2 separate regions of the Homo sapiens genome follow, and region 2 is linked to region 1. The links are chromatin contacts, found by Hi-C or POLR2A ChIA-PET in ENCODE. All regions are on one chromosome and are shown on one strand. The core of a region is the stretch at or near the end of the contact, and the rest is flanking DNA. Distances in the headings are between cores, read along the strand shown. Region 1 has its middle 22 kb from the start of EYA3. Region 2 has its middle 34 kb from the start of MED18.

What was found. Hi-C counts contacts between places; a loop is a spot of excess contacts on that map. ChIA-PET counts read pairs that join two places held with the same protein, here RNA polymerase II (POLR2A).
Region 2: a map of CD4-positive, alpha-beta T cell shows a loop between it and region 1 (2.2-fold over the local background). The contact joins two enhancer-like sites. A Hi-C loop is called at or near these places in 1 of 168 maps with a recorded cell type or tissue (CD4-positive, alpha-beta T cell). POLR2A ChIA-PET finds 5 or more read pairs at or near these places in 3 of 52 experiments (GM12878, activated CD4-positive, alpha-beta T cell and naive thymus-derived CD8-positive, alpha-beta T cell).

What each region holds. Positions count from the first base shown.
Region 1 is chr1:28,107,481-28,113,659 of GRCh38, reverse strand. No RefSeq gene overlaps it. Among named protein-coding and RNA genes, the nearest start is that of EYA3, 22 kb to the right of the region's middle. RefSeq lists enhancers at 162-211, 262-321. Within about 2 kb of position 2,944, at least 6 of the 41 ENCODE cell types and tissues checked have a DNase peak (open chromatin) inside an H3K27ac peak, as active enhancers do.
Region 2 is chr1:28,291,822-28,298,065 of GRCh38, reverse strand. No RefSeq gene overlaps it. Among named protein-coding and RNA genes, the nearest start is that of MED18, 34 kb to the left of the region's middle. RefSeq lists an enhancer at 1-71. Within about 2 kb of position 1,250, at least 9 of the 41 ENCODE cell types and tissues checked have a DNase peak (open chromatin) inside an H3K27ac peak, as active enhancers do.

The DNA.
Region 1 (6,179 bases), core at 1,695-4,194:
CACCTGTAATTCCAGCTACTCGGCAGGCTGAGGCAGGAGAATCACTTGAACCCGGGAGGCGGAGGTTGTGGTGAGCCGAGATCGTGCCTTTGCACTCCAGCCTGGGCGACAGAGTGAGACTGTGTCTCAAAAAAAAGAAAGAAAAAAAAAAAAAACTTAGGCCAGCCATAGAACCTAAGAGGGTAGATGGAAGTTTCTTCTCCCCTGTAGGAGCATATACAGTATGATGCAAAAATGAGATGCTTAGGCTTTTCAGGAACTATCTCTGTTGATTTCTCTGCAGCTGAAAAAAGCTACAACATGCACGGTAAAATGTTGTCTTGAGCTGTGGCCTAACTGGTCAAAATGGGTCTCAGCGCAAGGTCTACTGACTCCTCAGGGCTTTCATAGCCACCAAAGCTGCTGTGGAATTGATCACTGGTCTCTAGGGGGCAGGAGTGTCTTCTCTTGACAGGAAACGAAATGAGGTTAGAATAGAGATAATGGTCTGTAGAAGTCCACCTTCTCCCTCTCCCTACCACCCCACCCGCCTCCAGTTCTCTATTCTGGAACTTCTGCCCTGAGAGGAGAAGCTGCTGCTGAAGATCTTGCTCCAGATGGAGAGAGTTGTGCATTTAGCTTGCCCAACTACCATTTTGAGGACATCGTCTAGTTTTGTGTCCAGTGTTCCTTCCTTGGAGGAACTTCCCCCATCCCCACACCAAGTGATACTCACATGGCTGCCAATCACAGAACGCCACCTCTCTGACCACAAGAGTGACTCAATCCTGGGTCAACTGGACTTTCTCAGGACTTTGGAACTGTGGAGACACTCAGGGATGGAAGGAAGTGGGAGCTGAGTCATTTGATGTGTTTCCCCTAAAGCAGTGCTTCTCATAAGGGGGTCCCTTGACCTGCAGCAACAGCATCTGGGAACCTGTTAGAAATACAGATTCCCGGGCCCCAACCCACACCTACTGGATTAGAAACTCTAGGGGTAGGCCCCAGCAATCTGTGTTTTAAAAACCCCTCCAGGTGATTCTGCTGCATACTAGGGAAACCACAAGTTTCTGTAAGTGGGATTCCCAGAGCTTACCTGCACCTTATCCTTTTCTTGGCCTTGGCTGTTGAGATCTTCCTTAGATTCTTTGGTCTTCCCAATGTCTTTCTAGTAAATTCTTTGTTTTGTTTGAGCAACTCAGAGTTGCTTTCTGTTGCTTGCAACCTAAGGACCCTGACTAATGGTCCTCCCATCTAATTCATATCTACACAGACCCTTCTTGAACCATGGGCCTTCCTGCCGTATGTAGACTGCAATGGTTTGACTTCACCCTGGTCTTTGTATTTTGCTTCAACGCCAAACCATATTAACTCCAAAGCAGAGCTCAGTGGGCATCTGATTAGGCTCTTTCACTGTCCTGCCTGTTTATTCAGTTGCCTCCCCAGTAATGCAAGTCTTTATAAGAACATCTCTTATTCCTCCATTTAGTTGACATCTCTGTTTTTTTCGTCTTAGCTCCCAATCTTCTTCTTCTTCTTTTTTTTTTTTAACTATTAACAACACACCAATGGCATAATGAAGTTTGTTTTTTTCTTTCCTATATGAGTTAAGGAACAGAATAAGCTGCTTTAGTAAAGAGGCTCAAAAATACAGAATAAATTTATTTATTTACTTATTTATTACTGAGACAGGATCTCATTCTGTCTTCCATGCTGGAGTACCATGGTATGATCATAGCTCACTGTAACCTCAAACTCCTGGGTGTAAGGAATCCTCCTGCCTCAGCCTCCTGAGTAGCTAGGATTACAGGTGCTCACCACCATGCCTGGATCATGTCTCAGAGCAGCCTCAACCTCCTGGGCTCAAGTGATTCTCCCACCTCAGCCTCCCGAGTAGCTGGGATTATTGGCATGGGCCACCATGCCCAGTTACTTTAGGGTCTCATTATCTTGCCCAGGCTGGTCTTGAACATTTGGGCTCATGTGATCCTCCTGCCTCCACTTCCCAAAGTATTGGGATTACAGGCATGAGCCACCATGCCCCAGCTAGAGCAAATTTATTTTGAATCTCTTGTTTTACAGGTTTTGTTTGTTGTTCTTATTTTGTCTTTTGTTGTTGTTTTATCCCTTTAAGCATATGGGTGATTCAGGATGAGTCCAGAGGTGAGTAAGGGGCTCTGCTTCAGGTAGTCATTTGGGGATACAGGTTCCCTCTATCTTGTTGCTCTGCCGTCTCCAAGGACATCATTGAAGCATCTATATACAAGCCTGTGGTAAGTGGGGGAAAGAGGAAGTAAATGGCTAACAATTTCACTTTAGGAAATGATGTAGAAGTGATGATCACATGAATCTATACATTTTCCAGTGGTGAGTACTTAGTTACATGGTCACACCCAGCTAGCTACCATGGCAGCGGTGACCATGAACTATGATCTGGATCTGGGCAGCCATATACCCTGCTATATCTTGGGGTGAAAATTATTTTATTACTAGAAGAAAGGGGGAAGTAATGGATAATGGAGACAGTTAGCAATCTTTTCACACTTTCTAACTCTGAGCCTTGTATCCAAGTGTTGAAAGTTCAAATGCCTTCACAGGGGCTAGGCAGGTGATTAACTGAGTAAAGCAATCTAAAAGGAGTGAGGTGACTGTGACAAAGTAGGATGCACTGTGTCCTGTCTAAAGGGGGTAACAGTTACTTGATCCCTTCCCCTTCTTCATTAACAGAATTCCAAGCTTGTTTGAGTGCCCAGCCTTGGAGCACAAATCATAATTTTCTATTATCAATCATGAAATTCTGTTTCTAGTGTCTTCAGCCTCCCCTGTGTCTGGGAATCTCCATATGACTCAGCCAATGGGAGAGTTAAGGAAGTCTGGCGGGGGACTTCTAGGAAAGCTTTTGTTTTCCTAGTAAAGAGTCAGCCATGACTGGAGCTTTCCCATACCAGTTCTTCCTGATTTGAATGTGGGTGAGATGCCTGGAGCTGGGGCAGCCATCATATGACCTGGGGTGGCAAGCAAGAGGGGAAAACCAAAAGAACTGTGGTGATACTGAGCTAGAAAGAACTAGGGCCAGAACCTGCCTGACTCCAGACATCTTGTCATGTGAATAACACAAAAAACCAAAACACCTATTTGTTTAATGAAACTTAAAATTGGCTTATCTGAACTTCATGGCCGTTCAAAACTGATCTAATCCTTCCAGATTTATTTTTCAAGTTTCAATTATTTATTAATCAGGGTAATCTCCAACACATTACATCAACATGATTTCATGTATTTAGAGGACAAATATTTCCTGATTAAATGGAAAATTGTGCGGATGGCTTCAGAAAGACCTTCATTCGAAAGCAGCTTTAATAGTGAAACACTTCATTTACAAATCTGGACCTTCTTTCTTCAGTTTGCTATAATCCACATTCACTGAGTAAAACTTGGATGGATTGTTGGGACCCAGTTTGTTACAGGGCTCTGGGTTATTCTTTCTTTCCTTTTTATTTATTTTTTTTTTTGAGACTGAGTCTCGCTTCGTCGCCCAGGCGGGAGCACAGTGTCACGATCTAAGCTCACTGCAACCTCTGCCTCCAAAGTTCAATCAGTTCTCTTGCCTCAGCCTCCCGAGTAGCTGGGATTACAGGCACATGCCACCACATCCAGCTAATTTGTTGTATTTTTAGTAGAGACAGCGTTTCACCATGTTGGCCAGGCTGGTCTTGAACTCCTGGCCTCAAGTGATCTGCTCACCTTGGCCTCTCAAAAAGCTGGGATTATAGACATGAGCCACCACACCAGGCCTCTGGGTAATTCTTTCTGTCCTAACATCCGGATTGAACAATGCCAGACTTAAGACATACAATGCTTTTCTAATACCTCTAAATCCAATAAATACAAAGAAGGGATCAAGCTCAGATGCTTCTTGGCCTGACTGAGGATCTGCTGGAGCTTGTCTGCAGCAGAGGTCTCCCATTCGAAAGGAGAGAACCAGCCTAGCTATCAGGCCCTGGACTAAGTAGTATCTGCCCCAGATATTTTAACATGTATATTCACTTTGTATAAAGATGAAATGCATACGCTGCTTTGTAACTTAAAAAAGAAGTACTGGCCAGGTGTGGTGGCTCACGCCTGTAATCCCAGCAGCTTGGGAGGCCGAGGCAGGCAGATCACAATGTCAGGAGTTCAAGACTAGCCTGGCCAAGAGACCAGCCTGGCCAATATGGTGAAACCCCATCTCTACTAAAAATATAAAAATTAGCCGGGCGTGGTGGTGTGCACCTATAATTCCAGCTACTCGGGAGGCTGAGGCAGGAGAATTGCTTTAACCTGGGAGGCGGAGATTGCAGTGAGCTGAGATCACACCATTGCACTCCAGCCTGGGCGACAGAGCAAGACAAGGCATTTTTCATTTTGATGACTGCAGAATATCCACTGTATGTGTATAGCTTAGCAGCTAATCAATCCTTTATCATTGGACATTCAGTTAGTTTACAGTTTAGCTGTTTTTATTTTTGTTTTTGAGAGGGCAGTTTGCTATTGTAAACAATGCTGTAACGGACTACCTTTTAACTAAGCCTCTTCTTTTTTTTTTTTTGAGACACAGTCTCACTCTTGCCCAAGCTGGAGTGCAGGCTCGGCTCACTGCAACCTCCTTCTCCTGGGTTCAAGCTATTCTCGTGCCTCAGCCTCCCATGTAGCTGGGATTATAGGGATGTGCCATCATGCCCATCTAATTTTTTTTGCATTTTTAGTAGAGATGGGGTTTTGCCATGTTGACCAGGCTGGTCTCGAACTCCTGACCTCAAGTGATCCACCTGTTTCGGCCTCCCAAAGTGCTGGGATTACAGTGAGCCACCGCTCCCAGCCTTAACTAAGTTTCTTAATATACTCTTATAATTACATTCTTGATTATTTTCTTAACTTTCCAGAAGTGAAATGGCTGGGTCAGAAGACAATAAATAGCAATCTCTTTTAAGTAAAATGATGCACTTGCTTTTGGTTCTGTTTCTGCTACTTTGAGTAAGTAATCACTCATTTATTCATCATCCATTCACTTAACAAGCACAAGAAGCACAGAGTAAAATGTGGTCCTCGTCTTCAAGGAGCTCATAATGGAATGGCAGAGGCAGGCAGGGCAACAGTTAATGAGAAGGAGTGACAGTTGTGGTGGCGGCTTTCGACAAGGTTTCCAGTGATCCCTGCTTCCTGATATTCATGCCCTTGTGTAATTCCCTACCCATGAATATGGGCTGGACCTAGTGAATTGCTTCTGATGAATGGAATATGACAAAAGTGATAGGATGTCACTTCTGTGATTAGGTTACAAAGAACTGTGACTTCCATCTTGGTAGCTCTCTCTCTCTTTTCCTTGCCCTCTCATTTGCTTGGTCTGATGAAGCCAGCTGCCACACTTACTTGATGGAGAGGCCTATGTAGCAGGGAACCCAGGGAGGCCTCCCGCTAGCAGCTCTTGAGGAACTGAGGCCTCAGTCCAACAGCCTGTGAGGAACTGAATTCTGCCAACAATCATGTGAGCTAGGAAGCAGATCTTTTCCATTGAGCCTTCGCTGACCAAGGACTTAGCCAAGCCATGCCTGGATGCCTGATCCATTAAAACTGAGAGAATGAATTGATATAGTCTTAAGCCCCTACATTTTGGAGAATTTGTTACATGGCAGTAGATGACTAATACACAAGCAGAGTGGTACAAATGAGTGTGTGATAGGTGCAGGCATGAAGGAGAAGCATGAAACCGCCATGGTGGGGAAGGGCCACGTCTGATAGGAGTTCTGAGTGGAGGGCAGGCTTGCATTGCATTTTGCAAGCTAAGAAGGAATTAGGGGAAGAGAAGAAGTTTCCAGAACAATCAAGCTCTGAGACCATTTCCCTAACCTGTGTTACCAGATCACTTGTTGCACCCTTGGCTAGAGGTAAATTCACTGTGAAGTTAGCAGAGTTTAAGCCCCAGGGCCCCTCACCTGCACAAACTCCTTTTAAAGCCCAAGAAGGGTCCTAGTAATGTTGTATTTATAATTCTGCATTCTTTTTCTTAAGGAGAGCCACCTAATTTAGGCCCCTGCATCAATGGACTTGCCAAGACCCTTTTAACGCCCTTCCTCTCGCCCCTTTCAATCTATAGCATATACTTACCAGTCCTATTTGGCTCTGCCTCCTCAAATACTGTTTCTCAGCAGCTCATCCTAGCC
Region 2 (6,244 bases), core at 1-2,500, 190 kb before region 1:
TCACACTTCTTGGAACTTCAGTCTCTGACTGTGCTTTCAATCTGACTCACCTTCAAAGACCAGCTGAGCCACCACTTCCTCTGTGAAGCCTTCCTGATTGCCACCAGCTGGAATTGACCTCAGTCGTACCTTAACCACACCTGAATGCTCTTTATTTATTATTATTATTATTATTATTATTATTATTATTATTATTTTTGAGACAGAGATTCTCTGTGTTGCCAGGCTGGAGTGCAGTGGTGCAATCTCAGCTCACTGCAACCTCCGCCTCCTGGGTTCAAGCAATTCTCCTGCCTCAGCCTCCCAAGTAGCTGGGACTACGGGTGTGTGCCACCACCCCCAGCTAATTTTTGTATTTTTAGTGGAGACGGGGTTTCACCATGTTGGCCAGGATGGTCTTGATCTCTTGACCTGGTGATTCACCCGCCTCGGGCTCCCAAAGTGCTGGGATTACAGGCGTGAGCCACTGCGCCTGGCCGCTGAATGCTCTTTATTAGCACCTCTCATTGTCTCTTTGCTGGAAATTAGACTTTTACCTGCCTTTATCTCCTCTATGAGACCCCAAGCTTGTTGAAGTCAGGGACTCCATCTTACTCATCTTTCCATCTCCCTAAAAGCCTGTCACAGTGATCCTCTGCTACTTAATTAGTCCTATGACATTGGACAAAGTCCTTCACCTCTTTGAGCCTTGGTTTATTCTTTTGTAAAATAGGAATGGTAATAGCTCTTACCATAAATATCTTTTTGTGAGGACTGAGACATACGTACACCCATAATTTATTGCATGTATACCATGTGTTTCAGAGAGATGATGTTTCTTGCAAAGGACACACACCTAGTGCTGGCAGGGCTGGGATTCAAATGTCCTCTACATAGAGACTGTCCTCCTAACCTCTATTCCAAAGGGCCTCCCACGTAGGAGAGGAAGAGGCTGGCACAGTAGGTGCACAACGAATGTTGCTAAATGCTTGACTCTCTTGAATCAATTCTGCTTTGACTGCACTTTCCTCTGGACTATGCTTTGCCCTTCTCCAGTTCATCCTGGCTGTGTCGTCAGACCACGTGACACACACTCCCCTCGGGGGCCCTACTTAATTCCTGCTGACCTGGAATGTCTTCCAAACACTCCGGTAAACTGGGAGGAGTCTGTGGGCTGTAAATCCTGGATCTTGGGCAGCCCAAAGGTCTCTGTTTGCGCTGACCCAGACAACAGCTGGAACTCCAGCCAGGGGAGATGCTGCCTGGCGGGGGAGGAGGCATGGAACGTGCGAGCCTTCCCATCCTCCCCCACACAGAGGAGTCCAAGGTCCAAGGCTACAGGTCTGCTGTCTTGAACATATTGCTCACTTTTTGGTTTCCGTGGTATTTATGTGATAAAACCAGTTGTTCTTTGTTGTGAGCCTCCTCACGTCATAACAGCCTTGTGGTAGATATTTGGGAAAAGGACCATGATGATTTGGATCCATCAAACTCAGATTGCTCCTCCTGAAAACACGTTTTTTCCCCAAAGTCTATTTGTTTTCCATTTACTAAGCAGTTGATATGTGCCAGGTGTTGTATTGAACACATTACGTGCATTATATAATTCAGAATTTCTCAAGCTCAGGGCCATTGACTTTTTGGACTGGATAACTCTGTGTTCAAAGGGACCACCCTATGCATTGGAGGATGTTTAGCAGCTTCCCTGGCCTCTACCCACTGAGATGCCAGAGGCCCCCTGTAACAGCCAAAAATGTCTCCAAACTTTGCCAAATATCCCGTGAGGACAAAATCATCCCTAAGTAAGAACCACTGATTTAACTGAATAGACATAAGGATCTTATGAACTATTATCCCTTTTCCCAGAAGAGTAAACTGAGACTAACAGAGGTGAAGTGACTCACCTAAAGTCATACAACAAATGGTAGAGCTGGAATTTGAACTCTGGCTCCAGTGCATAGGGTTTTAATCACTAGACCAATGTCAACAAGACTGTCAAAAGACTGACAATACCAAGTGTTGGCAAAGATGCAGAGCAACTGGAACTGGAGCTGGGTGCAGCGGCTCATCTCTGTAGCCCCAGCATTTTGGGAGGTCAAGGCAGGAGGATCACTGGAGCCCAAGAGGTCTAGACCAGTCTGGGCAACATAGGGAGACCCTCATCTCTACAAAAAATAAAAAATAAAAATAGCTGGGTATGTCCACATAAATAGCAGGTTTACTCATAATAGCCAAAATTGGAAACAACTCAAATGTCTATCAACTCATGAATGAATAAATGAATTGTAATATATCCATACAATAGTATTGTGCTCAGCAACAAAAAGGAATGAACTATGGATACACACGACAACATGAATTAGCTTCAAAAGCTTTATGGTAACGAAGAAGACAAACACAAAAGATTACACAATGAGGCCAGGTGTGGTGGCTCAGGCCTGTAATCCCAGCACTTTGGGAGGCCAAGGTGGGCGGATCACTTGAGCTAGGGAGGTTGAGGCTGCAGTGAGCCATGATCGTGCCACTGCACTCCAGCTTGGGCGGTGGAGTGAGACCCTGTCTCAAAAAATAAGAATAATAACAAATATTTGTTAATAGAAAATATTGCCATTTATATGTCATCATTTCTCAAGAAGTGATCACGTTATCTATGTACTTATTGTAAGTTTTTTAGGTATAATTTTTTTTTTTTTTTTGAGACAGAGTTTTGCTCTTATTGCCCAGGCTGGAGGGCAATGGCACAATCTCAGCTCACCGCAACTTCCGCCTTCTGGGTTTAAGTTATTCTCCTGCCTCAGCCTCCTGAGTGGCTGGGATTACAGGCATGTGCCACCACGCCCGGCTAATTTTTTTTTTTTTTTTTTTTTTTTTTTTTTTTTTTTTTGAGACGGAGTCTCGCTCTGTCGCCCAGGCCGGACTGCGGACTGCAGTGGCGCAATCTCGGCTCACTGCAAGCTCCGCTTCCCGGGTTCACGCCATTCTCCTGCCTCAGCCTCCCGAGTAGCTGGGACTACAGGCGCCTGCCACCGCGCCCGGCTAATTTTTTGTATTTTTAGTAGAGACGGGGTTTCACCTTGTTAGCCAGGCTGGTCTCGAACTCCCAACCTCAGGTGATCCACCCACCTTGGCCTCCCAAAGTGTGGTATAATTTTTTTTTTTTTTTTGAGATGGAGTTTCGCTGTTGTTGCCCAGGCTGGAGTGCAATGACACGATCTTGGCTCACCACAACTTCCGCCTCCTGGGTTCAAGCGATTTCTCCTGGCTCAGCCTCCCAAGTAGCTGGGATTACAGGCATGTGCCACCACACCCGGCTAATTTTATATTTTTAGTAGAGACAGGGTTTCTCCATGTTGGTCAGGCTAGTCTCAAATTCCGACTGTGATCCACCTGCCTCGGCCTCCCAAAGTGCGGTATAATTTTTTTGAAATGGAATCCTGCAACATTGCCCAGGCTTTTCTGGAACTCCTGGGGTCAGCTTCAGTTTTCCCACCTCAGCTTCCTGAGTAGTTGGGATTGCAGATGTAAACCACCACACCCGATGTGTAGGTATAATTTTTATTAATGGTCAAACTCTCTTCAGTAAATGTGTAAATTATGATTATTATAGTTCTTTTCTTCAATAGGTTACTGTCAATTTATCTAATGACCTCTGCATTCATTAGCAAACACTCCACAATGACAATATTGTCTTAAGACTAGTGAATTAATACATTTTGTTGCATTATGTTTGTGTTCTAAACTTAAAAGCTAATTTTTGAATGCAAAACTTTGTCATCTGCTAAAGAATTAAATGGATTAAGAATAACAACAAAAACAAAAACAAAACTAATTTGTAATAACAGAAAGCTGATAGTGGGTGCCTGGGGCCAGAAAGCAGGATGGGATATTCACTGCAAAGGAGCACAAGGAAATTAGATTTGGATGGTAGTTGCATAGGCGTATGCTTTTCTCAAAACTCATGGAAATGTCTGCATTTAAAATGAGTGCGTTTTGGCCGGGCACGGTGGCTCGCGCCTTTTATCCCAGCACTTTGGGAAGCTGAGGCGGGCGGATTGCCTGAGCTCAGGAGTTTGAAACCAGCCTGGGCAACATGGTATAACCCCGGCTCTACTAACAATACAAAAAATTAGCCAGACGTGGTGGCGGTCGCCTGTTAATCCCAGCTACTAGGGAGGCTGAGGCAGGAGAATCGCTTGAACTCGGGAGGCAGAGGTTGCAGTGAGCCAAGATCATGCCACTGCCCTCCAGCCTGGGTGACAGAGTGAGACTGTCTCAAAAAAAAAAAAAAAAGTGTGCATTTTATTATATGCAGATTCTACTGTATAAATTTGGTTTGAAAGGAAAAAATAAATTGCGGCAGGGAAATGCAGATTGGAGGAAGATATCAATGTGAAACAGGAAAAGAGGCTTAGAGGGTTCTTCTTTGGTTGGTCAGTGACTTTGGCTCTGAGATTTGTTTCCCCAAATTCTTACCCAGGAGCACCGGAGGCCCAGCTGAAATGCCACCACTTCTAGGAAACTTCCCTGGCTTCCCCAGCCCACAGTGTCTTCTGGGAAGAATGTTCATTCTGCATATTAATATTTAAAAATTCCTTCATCGGCAGGGTGCAGTGGCTCACGCCTGTAATCTCAGCACTTTGGGAGGCCAAGGCGGGTGGATCACTTGAGATCAGGAGTTCAAGACCAGTCTGGCCAACATGGGGAAACCCCATCTCTACTAAAAATATAAAATTAGTGGAGCATAGTGGCGCACACCTGTAATCCCAGCTACTTGGGAGGCTGAAGCTTGAGAATTGCTTGAACCTGGGAGGCGGAGGCTGCAGTGAGAGGAGATCGTGCCACTCCAGCCTTGGCGACAGAATGAGACCCTGTCTCAAAAACAAACAAACCTCCTCCATAAGTGAGTGCATTTCAGTTTATTAAATGCTTTCAGCCTATTATTTCAGCTGATTCTTTAAAAAAAAATTTATTATTATTTTTTAATTTACCACAACATGTCAGTCAACTCAGCTGATTCTTAACCACTGATCAGGTCAAAGATTCTCCCCATTTTAGAGATGGGGAAACTAACATTTTCCTTCAGGGAAAGAAGTGACTTGTTTACATCTTAAAGCCACAAATTAAGACAGTGCCTGGACTAGTACCTGGGCCTGCAGTGCTCCTTCCCTTGGAAGGCAGTGGAAGGGTGGGTGGAAAGAGCACTTTCTGGAGAGTTTAGAACTCCTGCTCATTTGCTTGGGACATGTCTGGGCAATGTTAATATTGCTAGACCTCAGCTTTCATAGCTAAAAATTGGTAAAATCCTCACTTTGCCTATGTCTCAGGATTGTGGTTAGGATTGCCTAGAACAGTCTTGGCTCATAAATAAGTGATTAAAAAAAAATATATATATATATAGGCCAGGCGCAGTGGCTCACGCCTGTAATCCCAGCACTTTGGGAGGCCAAGATGGGCGGATCACAAGGTCAGGAGATCGAGACCATCCTGGCTAACAAGGTGAAACCCCGTCTCTACTAAAAATACAAAAAATTAGCCAGGCGTGGTGGCAGGCGCCTGTAGTCCCAGCTACTAGGGAGGCTGAGGCAGGAGAATGGCATGAACCCGGGAGGTGGAGCTTGCAGTGAGCTGAGATAGTGCTACTGCACTCCAGCCTGGGCGACAGAGCAAGACTCCATCTCAAAAAAAAAAAAATATATATATATATATATATTTATATTTATATATGTATGTGTATATTTAGATATTGAGACATGGTCTCACTCCATCACTCAGGCTGGAGTGCAGTGGTGCAATCACAGCTCACTGCAGCCTCGACCTCCCAGGCTCAAGCGATCCTCCCACCTCAGCCCCCCAAGTAGCTGGGACTACAGGTACGTGCCTCCACCTCCAGCTAATTTTTCTATTTTTTGTAGAGTCTGGGTCTCATTCAAGACCAGGGGCTGGTCTTGAACCCCTGGGCTCAAGCGATCCTCCCACCTCAGCCTACCAAAGTGCTGGGATTACCAGTGTGAGCCACTCCACTCTGCCGCCAAAATATTTAATGACTCCTTGAACCTAAAATAAACGGGAAGAAAAAAAATGTAATGAAAACAACAAACATTTATTGAGCACTTATGCTAGCATATGGTAGACATTGGGATACAACGGTGAACATGGAGACAGGCAGGAAACAATAAAGATTATGAAACGTGTTGAAGAGAAAAGAAATGGGAAGGGGCAGGGTGAGGCTGAGAAACAGGGGTCAGGTCCGAACTCTCTGATGAGA